2 separate regions of the Homo sapiens genome follow, and region 2 is linked to region 1. A link is a loop called in an ENCODE intact Hi-C map of the cell type or tissue named here. Cell type or tissue: mammary epithelial cell. All regions are shown on one strand. Each heading gives the region's core, and the rest is flanking DNA. Links, peaks and the distances in the headings are about the cores only. Region 1 overlaps SYN3 (synapsin III). Region 2 overlaps SYN3 (synapsin III).

The links. Peaks named below come from ENCODE experiments on the same cell type or tissue, not always from the same donor. Only the 100,000 strongest peaks of a DNase experiment are listed, where the experiment ranks them.
Region 2: a loop joins it to region 1, with 15 times the contacts of the local background. A loop is called at or near these places in 53 of 110 quality-filtered maps.

The regions. Positions count from the first base shown.
Region 1 is chr22:32,980,797-32,991,567 of GRCh38, forward strand. The region is part of intron 2 of SYN3 (synapsin III); the gene reads right to left. Among named protein-coding and RNA genes, the nearest start is that of SYN3, 72 kb to the right of the region's middle. RefSeq lists a silencer at 5,288-5,582 and an enhancer at 6,158-7,059. In mammary epithelial cell, for the core only: a CTCF peak has its summit at 5,407 (motif pointing left); DNase peaks (open chromatin) are centred at 5,415 and 6,675; H3K27ac peaks cover 2,168 bases.
Region 2 is chr22:32,922,232-32,933,002 of GRCh38, forward strand. SYN3 (synapsin III) reads right to left here. Exons shown (of 14, transcript NM_003490.4): 4 at 9,159-9,250. Among named protein-coding and RNA genes, the nearest start is that of TIMP3, 130 kb to the left of the region's middle. In mammary epithelial cell, for the core only: a CTCF peak has its summit at 4,601; a DNase peak (open chromatin) is centred at 4,620.

The sequences.
Region 1 (10,771 bases), core at 1,051-9,050:
GACACATCCTCAGCCATCCTACTGTCTCCTCCCACCTTCACTACTGATTTTCTCAGTCTTTTTTTTTTTTCTTTTGAGACGGAGTTTCACTCTTGTTGCCTAGGCTAGAGTGCAATGGCCTAGTCTCGGCTCACTACAACCTCTGCCTCCCAGGTTCAAGCGATTCTCCTGCCTCAGCCTCCCGAGTAGCTGGGATTACAGGTGCCTGCCATCACATCCGGCTATTTTTTTTATTTTTAGTAGAGATGAGGTTTCACCATGTCGGTCAGGCTGGTATCAAACTCCTGACCTCAGGCAATCCACCCACCTCGCCCTCCCAAAGTGCTGGGATTACAGGCGTGAGCCACCGCGCCTGGCCGATTTTCTCATTCTTTATAGGTGGTGTGTGGTAGAGGGGAGATGGTGGATAAGATTGGAGGCTCAAGTTCTAGTTCTGTCACGTCACTTGACCTCTCTGCATCTCAGTTTTAGCATCTGTAAAATAATGATATTAATAATTTTGCTACAGGCCGGGCGCTGTGGCTCACGCCTGTAATCCCAGCACTTTGGGAGGCCGAGGCAGGTGGATTGCCTGAGGTGAGGAGTTCGAGACCAGTCTGACCAACATGGAGAAACCCCATCTCTACTAAAAATACAAAATTAGCCAGGCATGGTGGCACATGCATGTAATCACAGCTACCCGGGAGGCTGAGGCAGGAGAATTGCTTGAACCCGGAAGGCAGAAGTTGCGGTGAGCCAAGATCACGCCACTGCACTCCAGCTGAGCAACAAGAGCGAAACTCAGTCTCAAACAATAATAATAATAATAATAATAATAATTGTGCTACATATTTCTAAGGGTTACTTTGAGGATTAAATAAGAAAAAGGATCCCACATAAAAAGGTCTGAAATGATGGCTATGCTGACTATCCTAATCTAATCATTATACGTTACATGTATCACAACACCAATACGTACCCCATAAATATGTAAATTATTATGTATCAATTTTAAAAGAATTAAAGGATGTTTATAGTGTTTTATCCATATTTTTCTTAAATTCATGATTTTCATCATGTTATCTTCACATATATGTTAATCCTGTCTCCCCTACCCTTTGAAGGCAAAACCACACATGGTTTATCTTGGTATCCTCCAACCCTCCAATTTAGTCTTCAGAAATATGTTGAATGTATAAAAGAATGATGATTGCTAGAAAGTGTGTAATTTAAAGACTTTAGAAAATACAGTTTTGTTTGATCCAGTTTCATTCTCAAGTATATATGTTTGTGTTCTTTTAACATTAAAAATGTTATGGCATTTTAACTCTCAACAAAAATCAATGTTTTAGTGACGCCCATTATCCAAATCTTCTAACTATTCAAAAAAGGGAATCCTACAAAAATAAATAATGCAGTATTGTTTTATTGAGTTATACCTATATGCCCCACATACTCCACCAAAGATTTATTATTGATCTATCCAGTCTCACCCATTTCTCTATTTTTCTATTTGTCTAATAAAGCAGTCCTCATTTGTTCCTTTGTCTATCTGCCATCCGTCCGTCCTTCCTTCCTTCTTTCCACAGACTTCCTTCTACATCCCTGCCTCTGTCTTCCCCATCATCAGTACATGACATCCCTATCTACCCATTGTTTAGACATCATCCCTACACTCACTGATTCTACATTTTAATTATTTCTCAAATTCATTTACCTGGTGATTTTTCTCCATAAGCACCCTAATCCTGACCTATGATTCATCTCTATACTGAGAGTCTCTTCATATTGTTTTCATACTATTTATTACAACAATAATTATAATTAGTAACTGTGTTTAATGTCTGTGTACCACTAAACTATACCACAGCTCCTTGAGGTCAGAAATAACCTATTGTATTCATCACTTTCTTCCTAACACCTACCAGAGTGCTTAACACATAGTAGGAAATTGATTAATATTTGTTGAATGAATACATGAGTGAATGGACTGATGAAAAAACACTTGTTGAGTATCAACTCTTGTGCTAGAAACTCTGCTATAGAGTTTAACCTACAGCCTTTCTCATTAACACTCACAACCACCACCACGAAGTAGATATCATTATTTCCAACTTACAGATGAAGAAACTGAAACCCAGAGAGACTAAATATTTTGCCTAAGGGATTTGAACCCAGGACTTCTAATTCCATATCTGTGCTTTTGCTCAACTCTGAAAAATAGCAGTGAAAATTGGGGTCTTTATAGGTTTGGATATCGTCTCACAAAAAGTAACAAAGTTTCCATTTTCTCTTTTTGATTATTGGTATGATGACACTAATAGTTCTTGGTGACTTGCTGTGAACTGAGCATTGTGTTAAGCATTTCCATAAACCTTCTCTGGGACGGAGACAGCTCTTTGCTTCCTAATACTCATTCTCCCCTTTTCCCACAGTAAGAGAGTTGACAGATTGGTACATAAAAATGTGTACCCCAAGTCTCCCATCAGCTGGATGCAGCCACATGATTTATTTCTAATGGATAATTTTTTAAGCATTAAACAACCTTCTTAGTCTCCTACTCTTTTCCTTGGAAGATGGATGTCATCACCCATTATTTTTCAGCCTTCCATTTGTGAAAGAATCCTTTCTACAAATTCACTAACTGCTTCAGCCTGTCTGCTTCCAAAGTCTCTCTACCTACTCTTAGCTGATGCTGGTGGAGTTAATCTCTTCCCAAAACTGACTGACAGCTCTGATATTAGCACCACTTTTTCTTACGTCCTGATGGGCTTAGATGTCAACTAGGCGGTAGTTTAGTAGGAAAGGAACTATTAGTATGACTCGAAAGCAAGATTTTGATTTTTTTTTTCTTTCAGCAATGGTCTTCAAATAAATACCCATGTGGACAGCCTCATGCAAAGAGAATCTTTTCATACAGTTTGTGAATTTTATCGTAATCCTTAAAGGTAGTATCAGCAAATTCCAGACACCAGGACAAGCCCATGTCTAGTATTTGAAGTGCCTGGGGCAAAGCGACAAATGGAAACCTATGGGTCATATGTCTAATATTTAAAATTGACAAAATCAAGCCAGCAAACATTTAAATAAAAGACATCTGTCCACTGGGCATGGTGGCTCATGCCTGTAATCCCAGCACTTTGGGAGGCTGAGGCAGGCGGATCACGAGGTCAGGAGTTGGAGTCCAGACTGGCCAACATAGTGAAACCCCATCTCTACTAAAAATACAAACAATTAGCCAGGAGTGGTGGTGGGCGCCTGTAATTCCAGCTGAGGCAGGAGAGGCTGAGGCAGGAGAATCGCTTGAACCTGGGAGGCAGAAGTTGCAGTGAGCCAAGATTGCGCCATTGTACTCCAACCTGGGCGACAAGAATGAAACTCCATCCAAAAAAAAAAAAAAAAAAGAAAAAGAAAAAGAAAAGAAAAAAGAAAAAAAGAGTCCCAAAGAGTCTGTCTTCCTTCCTTGGCAGATACAATTTCATAATGACCTTAAAGACTCAGAATGTAAACTTCTCAGAATTCTTTGCACTCTACCCAGCACGTGGCAGCACAAGGATTGCCAGCTCTTGGTTCTCAGACCTCACCCAAGATCTTCCTTAATTCCCCACCCACTCTCCTCTGCACCACTGAGGCTCCTGGTGCGGGTATGTGGATTGCCCAGACCACGTGGCCAAGCTTCATCTACTCCCTTCCCCTCCCCAAATGGTTGTCCTTTGGCCACCCCTTGGAAAATGGACCAAGGAATTGGCCTATATAGGCTCTGAAGTTGGGTTAAGGTCCCTTTGAGGAGGGAATTCTAGAGTTTGGGTACCCAGGGCATGGCCTAAGAGTGCAATTTGTAGGGTCTTGGTGGGAATATCCCCTCACTCCTAACTCCTCTGCCTGTCAAGAGAGGTGTGGCTAATAAGGACCAGAGCAGGATCCAAGGTAGGCATCTTTCGTGGATTTAAAAATCACTTGCTTTTAAATCCAAGCTCCAAATTTAAAAGAAGTACTGGGTGGGCCTGGGACCGGGAATGGTAACCTATCATTACAATCACCAGCATACTGGGAAAAAAAACATGGATTTGCAATCACACAGGCTTGGGCAAAATCTTAGCTCTACTACTCACTGACCATGTGTTCTAAGACAAGACACTTAGCCCTCTGGGTCTCAGTTTCCTCATTTGTCAAGTGGTGACAGTAACTACCAGGGAAGGGTGTGGTGAGAAAGTCACATAATCCTCTATGCAACAAGGCAGTAAAGTGCAATGGCTTCAGGGCATACAGCCTGGATAGGACCCCAACTCCTCCACTCACTTGTGCAAGCTTGGGTAAGCCAACCTCTGAATGCCTTAGTTTCCACACCTAGGAAATGAGGCTCATAGTAGTAGCCACCTCACAGGGTTGTTATGAGGATTAAATGAAACAAGGCATACAAAGCACTGAGAATAGTTCCTGGCACACAGTAAGCTGCAAAGTATGTAGTCCATGGCCTGAAACAGAATCCACAAGAGCAAAGAGCTATCGAGTGCTTACCCTGTGCCTAGTGGGTGCTGTGTGCTGGGGACCCACAAATAAACAAAACAATCTTACCCTCTTGGGGGTTCCAAAGCAGAATTATGACTCACCTTGCTTTGATCTGTCTCACAGGTGCAAGGAGTGATGGCTGGTGATGGGGAAAAGAGGTGGCCTTGGCCTATAAGGACAGCCAGACCCTTCACATCCTTCCTCCTATTTGACCCTCATGCCAACCCTGAGGGGTGGTAGGGCAGGGATTGCTCCCAACGTGTTCCAGATGGAGAAGTCTCTGCTCAAAGTCACACGAGTGATCTGGGTACCCAAACTCTAGAGGGAAGAATTTGGGTACCTTTCCTGGAGACCCTAAGTGGTCTTTCAGACTTTTTGGATCCAGTCCAGAGCCCTGGCGTCCTTCATGATCTGGACCCTGCTGACTGGGGGTCTGCTTCCCCTCCAGTTTGCTGTCTATTTCATGGTTGCATCCAAATTCCTGTGCTTCTCTAAATACTCCTGTGCTGTCCTGCCTCTGAACCTCTGCACAGGCCTTCACCTCTGCTTGGCACTTCCTTGATTGTCTCTTTCTCATGTTTCAAGATCCTATGAGTGATATCTACTCTGCTGAGTTTTCCTTGACAGCACCCCCTTCCCTAGCTGGGCTGAGCGTCCTCCCTTGGTTCCTACAGCACGCTGCACTTACAACCATTCCAGCCCTTACCACTTCACGTTGTCATTACACATCACTTAGCTGCCCTCTGCCCCCAAACATATAGTCTGTGAGCTCCTGGAAACCAGAAACTGAGTCTCCATGCTCACTGTGTCTCCAGTATCCAGCACAATGAGCTAGGGCACAGGACAACAGGCTTAACAAATGTTCGCTGACCGGGTAAGGAAATACTGTCTGTAGGCCGGCCTTTCCTGGAGACACTTGACTGCCATCTACTGGCACACCATTGTAATACAGTCACAGGTCTACAGCCACTGCGATGTGGGGGTGTGTACGAGGCCAACCTTCGCAACTGGCATTCCTCGACTTGATTCTAACCTGGAACCTGAAGCACTTTGCACTACACCAATACCACCCAAGCAGCTGTGGTCTTGATGAGACCTCACCTTCCCAGGAGAAACATTTGTTTTGCCCATCTCTGGAATGTTTACTGCAGGGCCTGGCAGACGGACTGGGGCTGAAGCTGAGGGTCAGGGAGTCCATCCCCCCGCCTGGCTGCAAGTCAGAAGTCTGTCTCCTGATGGGCCACACAGACTGCTGCCTCCTTGCCGGGGGCTCATTCAGGCTTCAGCCGCCTCTGAACGGTTCTGTCTGGCAGAGGGAAGGGTAGGGATGGTCTGGAATTCTAGATGCCTTTGGGGGCTGGGGTTGCTGCCTCTGTAATTGACTGGCTGTTTGACCTCAGGCAAAATGGATGGACCCGCTGTGCCTAAGGGCTCTGTCTCTCATGGCTGCCTCCTCTTCCCACCCTAATATGTTCAATCTCATAATAAGCTCCCTGAATACCTCAGCCAATCAATCAAGTCCTTGGCCTGGGGGAGCTCTGGATTCCACGAAGATTCTCTCTCCGTGGGTGGTCTCATATTTTACTGCCACATCTGAGGCCCCAGGAAGAAGAATATTATAAAACTGGTGCTGCCTGGGGTGGGAAATCCCTAGTTGAGGGAGGTGGGAAGTGTGTATGAGAGAGACTGATGAGGAATGGGTATGGGGCTCTTTTGTGGCTGCAGCAGGGGCAGAAGAAGGGGAATTCATACAAACAGGATCTGTGTTCAAACAGGACTGTTTTCCAATAAATCGATCCTGTATGTAGAGTTAACGCAGCCAGGGCTTGGTGATGTCCTTCCAAGGAAGGAGAGGTCAGGAATGTCCTGTCCCAGGGACAGCTGTCTCTCCGCAGGCCACCCCCACTGGGGGTGGAGTGGAAATAGAGAAAGAGATTTTCATGTTTCTGATGCAACATGTCAGTTGCTGATTTGTGGCCCAGGCAGAAGCAGGGAAGACAACCAATGGGCTGTGCAGAAAATGAAGGCAAAACACTCAGAGACTTTGCCAGTTAGCAAGAGAGTCACGTGGCAGGCTGGATGGGCAGAGATGTGGCAGAAGAAAGACCTTGGAACGCAAAGGGACCCAAGATCTGATTCTAGCTCCATTGTTTTCTCCTGAGAACAGCTCACCCTCCTGGCACCTTCCCATTGCCAGAGGGAGGAACCGCCCCCTCAACCGCAAACAATGGTGCAGCCTCTCAGTCCTCCATGCAATTAGCAAGGTCCAATGAACTAGGAAGGGAAGGAATGCACTAAGAGTGATGAGACTCCCTATGCCTGTATGGGGATCTGCGGAGGCAAAAAACTGAGACATAACAGGGCCCCGAGCCACAGGATGTGACAAATGATCCCCACCTTTTGCCTCTGAGAACAATAGAGAAGGAGATTTTTGTGGGCAGGATCTGATCACAATTCACATCACTTATTCACTCCCTCATTCAATCACTATTTATTGAGCCTTATGTGGACTAGGCACCACACCAGGCATAGGAGTAGATACAGCAGATACAGTGGCAGATGTAGTCCTTGTTCTTGGAGAGCTTACATGCTTATTGAAAAGACAAAAAATAAATAAATAAACAGATAAAAAGAATGAGTACTACGAATAAAATGCACGACCAATGGAATTGAGGATAAGATGTGGGGTGCAGGGGAGATTGGACTTCAGTTGGTAGAAAAGGCTTCTTTGAAAGACACTGAGGCCGGGAACAGTGGCTCATGCCTGTAATCCCAACACTTTGGGAGGCCGAGGTGGGCGGTTCACGAGGTCAAGAGATCAAGACCATCCTGGCCAACATGGTGAAACGCCATCTCTACTAAAAATACAAAAATTAGCCAGGCATGGTGGTGCATGCCTGTAATCCCAGCTACTTGGGAGGCTGAGGCAGGAGAATTGCTTGAAACCGGGTGGTGGAGGTTGCAGTGAGCCAAGATCTCGCCACTGCACTCCAGTCTGGCAACAGAGCAAGACTCTGTCTCAAAATAATAATAATAATAATAATAATAATAATAATAATAATAAAATAAATAGATAAAAAGAAAAGTACTATGAATAAAATGCACAACCAATGTGATTGAGGATAAGATGTGGGGTGCAGGGGAAATTGGACTTCAGTTGGTAGAAAAGGCTTCTTTCAAAGACGCTGAACATACACAGATAGACCACCTACTATGTGCCAGAGTCTGCAGGCTTTAAGGAAACAAGCGCAAAGACAACATAGCTAGCTCTTGGTCTCAGGGGGCTTACTACCTAATGGGAGGGACAGACACAAAAATAGAAAATGACCACACAGAGCATTCACACAAATATCCCCCTCAGCCCACAGAAAAAGCAGCCAACTCAGTCTGAAGGTCAGGGGTCACCTTCCTGAGGTCACCGTCCACCCATCCATCCAATGTTTGGTACCTAGTCTTTGCCAGGGCTGCAAAGATGAGTGCAGCAGGATCTGGATGTGTGTGTCTGCCAAAAGGACACGGGCAAGGGCAAAGGAAGTAGGTACGTCCTGGGGGCACCCAGGAGAGAAATGAATGTTCCTGGGTGTGTCCTTTAATGTACAACAGGCACAGAGCAGAAGACCTGGGTTTGAGTTGGCAGCTCTGGCACCTGCTGCCTGATTTTGGACCAGCCTCTGCTTCCTCTTCCGTAGATGGGGATAAGAAGATCTACTCACATGTTGTCAACAGGATTATATGAAGACACAGATTTAAGGGCCTCTGTAACCTGCCAAGAATGTGCTAGCAAATGAGCTGCTCCCCGATGGGCTGCAAGGGTAGAATTTGATCTCCCCAGGTAAGGAAGTGCGTGAGCACCACTAGCCTTGGAGACAAGCCCAGGTCCCTTTCAGCTATTTATTTCCAGTGCTGCCTCAGGCCAGTGTCAACCTTCCTGAACCTTGGTTTCCTTAACTGTAAAAATAAGGACATTACTATATCTGCTGTAAGGACCCCATGAATGATACCCCTGACACATGGCAGGTGTTTAACTAATGTTCATCTCTTTCCCTCCTGTGCATCAGCATGATGGGTGGAGGGTCGAGGTCAGCTGGGTATGTCCCTAAGAACATGACAGGTCATTTTCTCTCTCCAAGAGGAGGTAGATGGCAGCATCTGCCTTGCTCTAAATGAAACCTTGCTTGGTGTCGAGCATGATGGAGACCTTCCCTGTCTAATCCCTGGGAACTCCCTTCCTCTCCAGCATAGGCCTTTAGGGTAAATAAAGTCATCAGGGCCGGGCACGGTGGCTTATGCCTGTAATCCCAGCACTTTGGGAGGCCGAGGCGGGTGGATCACCTGAGGTCAGGAGTTCAAGACCAGCCTGGCCAACATGGTGAAACCCCGTGTCTACCAAAAATACAAAAATTAGCCGGGCATGGTGGCATGCGCCTGTAATCCCAGCTACTCGGGAGGCTGAGGCAGGAAAAATGCATGAACCCAGGAGGCGGAGGTTGCAGTGAGCCAAGATCAAGCCACTGCACTCCAGCCTGGGTGACAGAGTGAGACTCCATCTTCAAAAAAAAAAAAAAAAAAAGGCATCAAACACCCACTCCCTCTACCCCTCTCCTCTCTAAAGACACAGCACTATGTCACCCTCATTCCTACAGATGTCTGCAAGTTCACACTCTTCATACCACAGAAAGGGTTAACGTTTGGAAGGCTACATCATGCCTTCAGCAAACACTTATTGAGCATCTACTAAGGGCCCAACTGGGGAAATCCCCACAGGAAAGGTAATATACTAAAAAGTAATTCATGCCAAGGTGCAAGTGACTAACATCTGATCATCCCAGAAAAGGGTTTTTGATGGCATAAGGAGGATAAGGGGATCACGGGGATATTGTGTGTCTTGTTTGGCAAGGGAAAGTGGAGCCTGTCAAGGTGAAAAGTGCAGAGCACCAAAAGAGAGGCTAAGACCATTTATTATCCATTCATCCACCCAACTACCCATCCATGAATCCATCCATGAATCCATCCATGAATCCATCCATCCATCCATCCATCCATCCATCCATCCATCCATCCACCCATCCATCCACATATTCATCCATCCATGCATCCATCCACCCATCCATCCATCCATCCAGCCATCCATCCATCCATCCATCCATCCATCCATCCATCCATCCATCCATCCGCCCACCTACCCACCCATCTACCCATCCATCCACACATTCGCCCATCCATCCACATATCCATCCATCTAGGACATACTATATTCTCAGCACTGTGCTACATAGGCCCTTGAAATTGCACTGAACAAAACAGCCCCCTTGCCATCCTGGTTTTTACTGTCTAGCCAGGAGATAGTCCCAGAAGAGGAACTAGACCAAATAGTTACTCTGACTCCTGTCTTCTTTATCAGAAGCTGCCAACTAGTAGACCTCATAGAATCCACAGTCTTGTTTTGTTGCACTTAAATTGTATACTTTTAAAATAGAATATTCGCTGGCAAGGTGACTCACGCCTGTAATCCCAGTACTTTGGGAGGCTGAGGTGGGCGGATCACTGGAGGTGGGGAGTTCGAAACCAACCTGGCCAACATAGCGAAAACCCATCTCTACTAAAAATGCAAAAAAAATTGGCTGGGCGCAGTGGCTCACGCCTGTAATCCCAGCACTTTGGGAGACCAAGGTGGGCAGATCACAAGGTCAAGAGATCAAGTCCATCCTGGCCAACATAGTGAAACTTTGTCTCTCCTAAAAAAAACACAAAAAATATTATCTGGACGTGGTGCCTGTAGTCCCAGCTACTCAGGAGGCTGAGGCAGGAGAATTGCTTGAACCCAGGAGGCAGAGGTTGCAGTGAGCCGAGATAGTGCCACTGCACTCCAGCCTGGGCAACAGAGTGAGACTCCGTCTCAAAAAAAGAAAAAAAAAAATTAGCCGGGCATGGTGGTGCATACTACCGGGGAAGCTGAGGCAGGAGAATAGCTTGAACTCGGGAGGCGGAGGTTGCAGTGAGCCAAGCTTGCACCACTGCACTCCAGCCTGGGTAACAGAGTGAGACTCCATCTCAAATAATAATAATAATAATAATAATAATAATAATAGTAATAATAGAACATTCATATAAAAATTCAGATTTCTGACTTTTCTTGAAAATCAATAACTCGACAACACCAGGCCCTTATTCCCACATGGTAAAAACTGGCTGCGGGGCCTGCAGCTGCTGCCTCAGAGGAGGCATCGGTTCTCACGCCCAACACAGTTCCCAGTGCTCCCTGTCATCTCTCTGCAGCCGAAGC
Region 2 (10,771 bases), core at 935-8,934, 59 kb before region 1:
ACACACAGGCCTTGGAGCCAGACTGCCTTGGGCTTGAATCCTAGCTTTGCCACTTATTGGCTGGAGAACTGGATGTCATTACCCCATCCATTGGTGTTTCAGCCTTTTTATCTATAAAATGGTGATTTTAATAGCACACACCCTATAGGGTTGTCGAAAGGATGAAATGAGTTAATTCATGTTAAGTGCTTGGAGCAGTGCCTAGCACGTAGGAAATGCTATAAAAGTGTTTGCTAAATAAATAAAAGTTCATGAATTTTGTATGTGCAATTCAAGCTGGCTTAAACAAAAAGGGATTTTTTTTGGCTCAACTAAGTCCGGATCCAGAGCCTTGAATAACATCATCAGGGCATCGTCTCTCTGCTTGGCTGTGTGTTCCTTTACCTTGGCTTCATTCTTGGCAGATTGTTCACTCAAGGAGAGAGATGGCCACCAGCAGCTCCAGACATACATCCCATCCGCTCTGTGGTCCCAGCAGAAAACATGTGCCTTTCATCCAAGAGTTCTGGCACTGGCCTGGCTTGGGTCCCAGTGAGATATTCCAATTGACTGGGGCTAGTCATGTGCCATCAGCTGCACACACCACACAGACTGCAAGTTGGGGAGGGGGTCACCTCAATGGAATCCTAGGTGCTGTTTGCCAAAGCAGAAGGAATGGAAGCTGGAGAAAGCCAGCAATGATCTTCTCTGCCATCCATCCTGGTCACCTATATTAGTCAGGGTTCTCCAGAGAAACAGAACTAACAGGATATATCAAAGAGGAGATTTATTATGGGGATTGGCTCACATGATTACAGAGGCTGACAAGTTCCACAAGATGCTGGCTGTGAGCTGGAGAACCAGGAAAGCTCATAGTGTGATTTGGTCTGAGTTTGAAGGCTTGAGAACCAGGAGTGTCAACCGTATAATTTCCCAGTCTATGGCTGGAGTCTTGAGAATTGGGTGGCTGCTGGCATCAGTCTTGAAGTCTGAAGGCCTAAGAACCAGGAGCGTTGATGTCCAAGGGCAGGAGAAGACAGGTGTCCCAGGTCAAGAGAGAGAGATTTAGCTCTTCCTCTGTCTTTTTGTTCTAGTGGGACCCCCAGCGGATTGGATGCTGTCTGACCACACGGTGAGGGAAGATCTTCCTTGATGAGCCTACTGATTCCAACGCTCTTCCAGAAATACCCTCACAGACGCAACAAGAAATAAAGTTTTACCAGCCCTCTGGGTAAATTAACCATCACATCACCATTCCTGAAGTTGCTCCTTGTGAGCAAGACTTCGGGAGATCTAGACCTTGGTCACAATGCATACTGGAAGTGCTTACAGGCAATTTCAATACAACGTCTACATGTCTTTGAAAGAATACACAGCAAGTCAAGAGCACTGTTTAACATTCCTATTTTGGGAGACCATAGCTAGGACTTGTTATGGCCCTATATGCCTGTGGAAGATTCCACTGTTTTTATTTATTTGTTTATTAAACTTTTATTTTAGGTTCAGGGTTACATGTGCAGGTTTGTTATACCAGTAAACTTGTGTCATAGGGGTTTGCTGTACAGATTATTTTGTCACCCAGATACAAAGCCTAGTACTCAATAGTTATTTTTTCTGATCCTCTCCCTCCTCCCACCCTTCACCCTCAAGTAGGCCTCAGTATCTGTTGTTCTCTTTGTGTCCATGAGTTCTCATCATTTAGCTCCCACTTATAAATGAGAACATGTGGTATTTGGTTTTCTGTTCCTGTGTTAGTTTGCTAAGGTAATGGCCTCCAGCTCCATCCATGCTCCCACAAAAGACATGATCTCCTTCTTTTTTATGGCTGGATAGTATTCCATGTATATGTACCACATTTTCTTTATCCAGTCTACCACTGATGGGAATTTAGGTTGATTTCACGTCTTTGCTATTGTGACTAGTGCTGCAATGAACATTTGCATGCATGTGTCTTTATGGTAGAATGATTTATATTTCTTTGGGTATATACTCGGTAATGGGATTGCTGGATCAAATGGTACTTTGGAAGATTCTACTGATTCCCCCCACTGAAGGACACACTGAGTCACAGGCTACTTAGTGTGTGTGCACATTCTCATGGGTCTGACATCCTGTAACAAATCTTGCTAAAGTGAGCTACCTGGCTGAGATTGTAAGCACCATCCTGGGCATGAGACAGAATAAATCTCAACAGCCATATGGGTCCCTGAACCCAGGCCTTTAGCTATACTGGCACTGTCTTCACAGCCCTGGCTACTCAAAATGTGATCTTCCAACAGCAGCATCAGCAGCATCCAGGAGCTTGTTCACATCCTTGCTGCTCAAACTGAACCTGCAAGACCAGATGCACTGGCTTCATCTGGGAGCTCAAAGAAAACTCAAAATCTCAGGCCATACCTGAAGACATAATGGATGAAGATCTGCATTTTAACATGAGATCTCCCAGAGGTGTGTAAACACATTAAATTTCAAGAGGCACTGCTATATTCATTTTCTAGGGCTGCTGTAGCAAGGGACCACAAACTTAATGACTTTAAACAAGAGAAATTTATTCTCTCATGGTTCTAGAGGCTAGAAGTCCAAAATCAAGGTGTTGGCAGGCTGGGCTTGGTGGCTTATGCCTGTAATCCCAGCACGTTAGGAGGCCAAGGTGGGAGGATCGCTTGAGCTCAGGAGTTCGATACCAGCTTGGGCAACAGAGCAAGACCCCATCTCCACCAAAAATTTAAAACTTAGGCAGGCATGGTGGCATGTGCCTGTAGTCCCAGCTATTCAGGAGGCTGAGGTGGGTGGACCGCTTGAGCCCAGGAGGTTGAGGCTGCAGTGAGCAGTGATCGCATCACTGTACCCCAGCCTGGGTGACAGAGAGAGACCCTGTCTCAAGGAAAAAAAAAAGCTATTGGCAGAGTTGGTTTTCTTTCTGAGGGTTTGGCAGGAGATGCCTGTCTCCTAGCTTCTGATGATTGTCAGCAATTCTTGGTTTGTCAATGTATCTCCCCAGTCTCTGCTTCCAACATCACAGGGTGTTTTCCCGTGTCTAAATTTCCCTCTTCTTATAAGGACACCAGTCATATTGGATTAAGGGCTCACACTACTCCAGTATAACTGCACCTTAATCATCACATCTGCAACAATGCTATTTCTAAGTAAGGTCACGTTCTGAGGTACTACGAGTTGAGACTTCATCTTTTTCCAGGGGAGCATAATTCATCTCATAACAACTGCCTTCAAAGTCTGCCATTCCTGAATGCTGGAAGAACTGCCAATTAGCAAATACCTGGAACATTTCTGTAACTTTATTTTTGTAAACAATGTTGTAAATTCAGGAAGAATATGGCAGGTCTAGAATAAGACTTGAAGATGTCTATTTTTGCAAAGTGATTCTTGTGTTCAGGCAGCATACCTAGGAGTGTCCTCAGCTTTTCAGCCCGTCCTGCCTCAGTGCAGGGCCATGTTGAGAACAATCTGGGGATGTTTCCTACTTTGGCTGCCACTAGAATCACGAGGGGAGCTTTAAAAATATGAATACCTAAATCCCACCCTCAGAGATTCCAGTGCAATACGTCTGGGACACTGCTTGGGTATCAGGATTTTAAAATAATTCCTAGGTGATTCTAATCTGTAGCTAAATCTGAGGACCAATGGGATAGTTGTTCTTTTTTTTTTTTTTTTGTGGCAGGGTCTCAATCTGTCATCCAGGCTCACTGCAGTGGCTCACTGCAGCATCCGCTCCCAGGTTCAAGTGATTCTCATGCCTCAGCCACTCAAATAGCTGAGACTACAGGCGCACACCACCACACCTGGATAATTTTTGCATTTTTATTAGAGACAGGGTTTTGCCATATTGCCCAGGCTTGTCTCAAACTCCTGATCTCAAGCAATCTGCCCACCTTGGCCTCCCAAAGTGCTGGGATTACAGGCGTAAGCCATTGTGCCCAGCCGGGATAGATGTTCTTGTTTTTACCTGTTACAAATGAAGGAGATCCAGCCACCCTACCAAATAGGGAAGCAGACACGAGTACAAAAAATACCAAATATGAGCACAGATTCCTAAACAATAGCATTTTAGGCTTTTTATAGTACTTGTGTGCAAAATGAGGGTGCTATGAAGAAGTACATGAAAGTATATATTTAGCATTATTCTCCTAATCTCCAATAATCAGGAACTTCTTTATGTCTCCTTATAGTTTTGTCCATTTTTGAAGTATATCTTGAGGTATTTTTATATAGTGCTTATACATTTAAAATTATTTCTTCTAAGTAAATGAATCTTTATCATAATAAATTACTTCCTTTTCCCTAGTAATGCTTTTCACCTTCGAGTCTATTTTTTCCCCCAGACATTAATGCAGCTGCATCAGTGAGCTTTCTTTTGCTGCACAGTTGCATGGTATATTTTTCCCCTTTCTTTAACTTTCAAATTTTCTATATGCTTATATTTTAGATGAATGTCTTGAATGGAAAACATTTAGATTTTTTAAAAGTTACACTGATAACTCTTCTCTTTAATTAGTGCATTTAGTCCATTTACATTTAATGTAATTATTGGTATACATACACTGGTGACACAAATATTTAACAACTCCCAGAGTACTTTGTGGGGTTTGCAGTTCTCACAAATGACCATGAGAGGGCGAATCCAGAAGATGCACAGGCATTTATAGCCTTGAAGAGACAGGAGAAACCAAGCATTCACTCTCTGGGGTTCCACTACTACTTCTGAGGTTCTTCCCTACAATGTCTGGGCATCCTGTGGCCAGGGGAGAACAAGAATATGGGCTTGGGGACAGGAGTGTGGTGGACTGGGGGACACAGGAACAGTCTCATGGGGTTAAGGTGGCTGAAGTCACTCAGTAGGCTCAAGGCAATGGCTATTTACCTACCGGTATAGAAAAGTTTCAATATTTTAATAACCAGCACTGCTGTATAAGCAATTCAGAATGATATCAGATCAGACCTGCTGTTATATTGGGTGTAAATCAACCATTTACTTTGTGTTATTTACAACACCTGTTCTGTGTTGGTTTTTAAAGCCTGCTATTAATATATTTACTTTTTTTTTTTTTTTTTTGAGACAAGATGTTTCTCTGTCACCCAGGCTAAAGTGCAGTGGCGTGATCACAGCTCACTGCAGGTTTGACCTCCCCGGGCTCAATCAATTCTACCAATTCAGCCTCCCTGAGTAGCTGGGAGGATTTCTGCTATTTTTTTGTATTTTTCATAGAGATGGAGTTTCACCATGTTGCCCAGGCTGGTCTCAAACTCCTGAGTGCAGGCAATCCACCCACCTGGCCTCCCAAAGTGCTGGGATTTACAGGCGTGAGCCACCACACCTGGCCATGTTTACTTTCTTCCCTGACAATACAAGGGCCTCAGAATATCTTAATTCCATTTACCCTCAATCTCTACTAACTTAATGTTGTATATTTTAATCCTTCATATATTTTTAAATCCATAAAATTATTTTATTGTCTTTTGAAGACAATACCTATTAACACCACTTTCTTTGCCCTTCATATAATCTTGCAGCTCTACGTTAATCTGAGGTCATTTTATTTTTGCCTAAAGTACATACATACTTTACAGTTTCCCTTTGTGAAGGTCTGTAAATGTTTTTATTTTGCCATCATTCATAAAAGATGTTTCTCTGAGGATAGAATTATAGGTTGGCAATTAATTTCTCTCAGCACACTGAAGACATTTTTCCACCACTGTTCTCAGGAAGCTGCCAGTCTGTTACTTTAACAAAAGTACAGATGTTCCTTAACTTACAAAGGGGCTGCATCCCAATAAACCCATTGTAAACTGAAAATATCCTAAGTTGAAAATGCATTTATTGGCCGGGCGCAGTGGCTCACACCTGTAACCTCAGTACTTTGGGAGGCCAAAGTGGGAGGATCATGAGGTCAGGAGATGGAGAACATCCTGGCTAACACGGTGAAACCCCGTCTGTACTAAAAATACAAAAAATTAGCTGGGCATGGTGGTGGGCGCCTGTAGTCCCAGCTACTTGGGAGGCTGGGGCAGGTGAAGGGTGTGAACCTGGAAGGCAGAGCTTGCAGTGAACCGAGATCGCACCACTGCACTCCAGCCTGGGCGACAGAGCGAGACTCCGTCTCAAAAAAAAAAGAAAAAAAGAAAATGCATTTATTACCCCTAACCTACCAAACATCATCGCTTAGCCTAGCCTACCTTAGACATTATCAGAGCACTTACATTAGCCTACAGTTGGGCAAAATCTTTGAACAAAAAGTCTATTTTATAATAAAGTGTTGAAGATCTCATGCAATTTATTAATGCTCTGCTGAATGAGTGTCACTTTGCATCATCACAAAGTCAAAAAATCATAAGTCAAACCATTGTAAATTGGGGACCATCTGTAATCTGCCTTTTTTCCTCTGGCTTTTTCTTTCTAAATATCACTATTGAGTCTTGGTGTGGAATTATTTTTATTTATCCGCTTGAAATTTGCCAAGCTTCTGCTTTCGGTGGTTTGGTATCTTTCCAAAACAATCATTTCTTCAAATACTGTCTCTGCTCTATTCTCTTTTACCTCTCTCTTTTGAGATTCTGATTAAATGAATATTAGGCCCTCTCCTAGAATCTAACAGTCTTTCCTGCACCTCCGATCTTTTTCTCTCTGTGCTTCCTTCAGGATAATCTCTTCAGCTGTACCTTTCATTTCATAAACGCTTTTTCAGCCATGTCTAATGTGATGTTAAACACAATAATTTTGATTACTGTAGTTTTCATTTCCAGAAGTTGTGTTTAAAAAAAAAATGGTTGTATCGGCTGGTCGCGGTGGCTCACACCTGTAATTCCAACACTTTGGGAGGCCAAGGCCGGGGGATCTCCTCAGGTCAGGAGTTTGAGACCAGCCTGACCGACATGGCAAAACCCTGTTTCTACTAAAAATACAAAATTAGCCTGGTGTGGTGGTGCATGTCTGTAATCCCAGCTACCCGGGAGGCTGAGGCAGAAGAATTGCTTGAACCTGGGAGGCGGAGGTTGCAGTGAGCCAAGATCATGCCATTGCACTCCAGCCTGGGCAACAAGAGCGAAACTCCATCTCAAAACAAACAAACACAAAAACCTGGTTATATAACTTTTTTTAGTGTCCTTTTCTCCGCAGATATCTCCATACCTGATTTTTTTCAATTTGATATGTATAGTTTTTAAAAATAACCTGTGTGATAATTCTAATGTCTTCTGTCTTTGAGGTTCTGTCTCCATTGTCTATTGTTCCTGTTTCACCTGGTTATCTTTGACTACGTACTAGCTATTATACAAAAAAATTATTTGAAGGATCATTTGAAGCCTAGCTTGAAAGTGCCTTCCTTTACATAGGATTTGCTTTTATTTCTGGCATGTCTGGGATCACCATAAACCAAGTTCAATGCCTGAGGTTTCCTGGAGGGCTGGGGTATTCAAACTGCAATTCAAGCTGCAAGTACTTGTGAGGGCTCACCTACTTGTAATTCATGTTCACCTAGAAGCTGTAGTCCTTTGGGGAATCTCAGCTTATTGTGGAGAGGGTCTACTGTTACACTCCCTATTGTGAGTGGCCCTGAGTGTTGATTTCTGTCTCCCTTGCCTCCACTAAGCTCTCAAAACCAGTTGCAAATTTGGCTGATCTAGTGAATACTCTCAGGATACAGGTGGCTTTGTACTCATTTACCTGTCTGGGTTTTCATTTTCCCATCAGTCTCTTCCTGGTAATTCCTTACTGTCACACCAACTCTTAGAAGGCCTTTAAAGACTGTAATTATTTAGTATCAGTTTTTACGTTGTTTTCAGGGGAAAAGCTGGTCCAAATGACCTAGCCCACCGTTACTGGAAATAGGAAGCCAAATGTCTTTCATGGCATACAGTAGGCACTCAATAAAGAATGGCTGAATTAGTTGAATTATCATAATTTACCAAATGATATGGTTTGGCTGTGTCCCCACCCAAATCTTATCTTGAATTGTAGCTCCCACAATTCCCATGTGTCATGGGAGGGACCTGGTGGGAGGTAATTGAATCATGGGGGCGGGTCTTTCTCATGCTGTTCTCGTGTTAGTGAGTAAGTCTCAAGAGATCTAACGGTTTTATAAAGGGGAGTTTCCCTGCACAGGCTCTCGTTCTCTCTTGTCTGCCATCAGGTAAGATATGCCTTTCACCTTCCACCGTGATTGTGAGGCCTCCTCAGCCACGTGGAACTGTGAGTCCAGTAAGCCTCTTTTTCTTTATGAATTACCCGGTCTCGAGTATATGTCTTTATCAGCAGCATGAAAAAGGACTAATATACCAAACATGCACCTTTTTTTTTGGATCTGTCTTTATTTGCAGAGGCTGTTTCCTACTCTTAGGATATACTTCTCTTTCCCTACACCCAGCCTGAGAATGTCCACATTCTACCATTGGACCAGGCTCAGAACAAATGTTACCTTTTCCTCAAAGCTTTTCCTGTTTTCCCTCCTTCCCCAAATCTGAATCCTGTCTCTTCCTTCTCTAAACCCTCATGAGACCTAGTGTGTATCGTTCTCTGGGTACTTAACTAGATAGCAATGTATTCATACATGTGTTTATCTCGCCTATGGATTTATACATTCTTGTCATTTTTGGCTTCTGAAGAAACCCCTCACTTGCTCTCCAATTCAGCATAAATTACAAACAGATTTCTGAACATATTATATATCTAGTGCTTTTAGTTTTGGTCTACTTGGAGAAGATTCTATGAACACTTAGTCTGCCATATTGCAGGAAGTTGAATTTCATTTATTCTAATAAACCTTCCATTCGTACCGCACTTCAGAGTTAACAGGGTGCTGTCATACATGTGAGTTTCTGTAAACTTTAGCAGCCTCTAACTTCAGTGCATATCATCATGCTGCAGATGAGAAGTAGAGGACAAAAGGGACTAAATAATATGCCAGAGCAGAGCCTCAAAGCCAGAAATGGAACCCAAGTCTTTTCTCTCCAAGCCCAGGGCTCACTTGGGGACACCACAGGTGCTGCACGTATGATATGTGCCGCTGGTCATTACTACTGCAACCACACCTGGGAAGCAGACATTCTGTACAGGAAAGTACATGTGGCAAAGGAGTTAGGTCGCAGGAAGTGGACGGAGGGGTGGGCTACATGAGGTTCCACGTATGCAATTCTCAGAAGGTTCTGCATATTTTAATCCTACTTACCTCACCACTTTGGTCCCATTTCTCACGACCTGCATGTCCACCATGCAGCCCCCGGTCACATAGGCAGCTAGGTTCAACTCTGAGAATTCAGCCTGAAGAATAAAGCAAAGCAAAAAAGGATTCATCAAATACCAACGGTGGTAACAACGGTTAACACATATTGGGTACTTAGAGGTACAAAGTACACCTTTAAAGCTCCCCTCAAACTTAGGAAGTTGCCGATATTATTTTCATCTTTCTTTTTGAAAGATGAGGAAGCTGAGGCTCTAAGAGGCCTGGTGGCATGTCCAAGGCAGCACAATTAATACAAGGCCAAACTGGATTGAAGCCCATGTGTCTCTGATTCAAGGACCTATGCTTTTAATCCTTGCTAATTTCTGCCTCTTTGAAGGTGGAAGAGGCAATTCCAGCTCCAAGACCAGAACATGCCAGATGCTGTTTGATGGGACATTTTCTCTAGATTTTCTCACCTTCATGCTCTACAGTAGTATGGCATCATGACTCTGCAGATGCTGTTTGATGGGACATTTTCTCTAGATTTTCTCACCTTCATGCTCTACAGTAGTATGGCATCATGACTCTGCAGATGCTGTTTGATGGGACATTTTCTCTAGATTTTCTCACCTTCATGCTCTACAGTAGTATGGCATCATGACTCTGCAGATGCTGTTTGATGGGACATTTTCTCTAGATTTTCTCACCTTCATGCTCTACAGTAGTATGGCATCATGACTCTGCAGATGCTGTTTGATGGGACATTTTCTCTAGATTTTCTCACCTTCATGCTCTACAGTGGTATGGCATCATGACTCGGTGATTATTTCTCTCTATTAACGGACCCACCCCCCACCCTGGTCATATGCCCAGTTTTCTTCTCTTGGTAATGGCCCCTCCTCTTGCTCCATCCATCTGGTTACAGCAGCAGCACCATGTTTGTTCATTGACATACTGCCCTTTTGGTCACAGTTGATGGGGTAAGCATCTGACTCGGGGTGGAAGAATGAGATACTCTTCCCTGAGAGTTTGAAACTGATGAGTGAGTCATGCAGTTTCTTTCTAGGTGGTTGTATCTTTAATGCACAAACCATGTTTTCTGTCATCTGCACTGGCAAAGCACAGAAAACCAGGGTGGAGAGAGACAGAGAGAGGGAGGAATGTCACAGTCACCAAGAGAGGGGCAGGGGCAAGAGATGGGGATGTTTATGTGCCAGCTACAGACCTACCTTTGGATTTTGTGAGTTCATCTTTTGGGTTGCCTATTTGTTTAAATGAGCTTTCATGGATTTCTGTTGCTTACAACCAGAGTCCCATGGAATACATCCCTCTTACCAGATGACATGCTCCCTGGGATTTCTCACTATAACCACCTGTCTTAGTCTCCCAAGGCTGCTGTAATAGGTGGCTTAAACAGCATAAATTCATTCTCCACAGTTTTGGAGGCTAGAAGTCCAAAATCAAGGTGCTGGTAGGGCTGGTTCCTGCTGAGGGCTATAAGGGAAGGATGTGTTCCAGACCTCTCTCTTTGGCTTGTAGATGGCCATCTGCTCCCTGTGTCTTCTTACATTGTCCTCCTTCTATATCCAAAGCTCCTGTTCTTATAAGGACACCAGTCA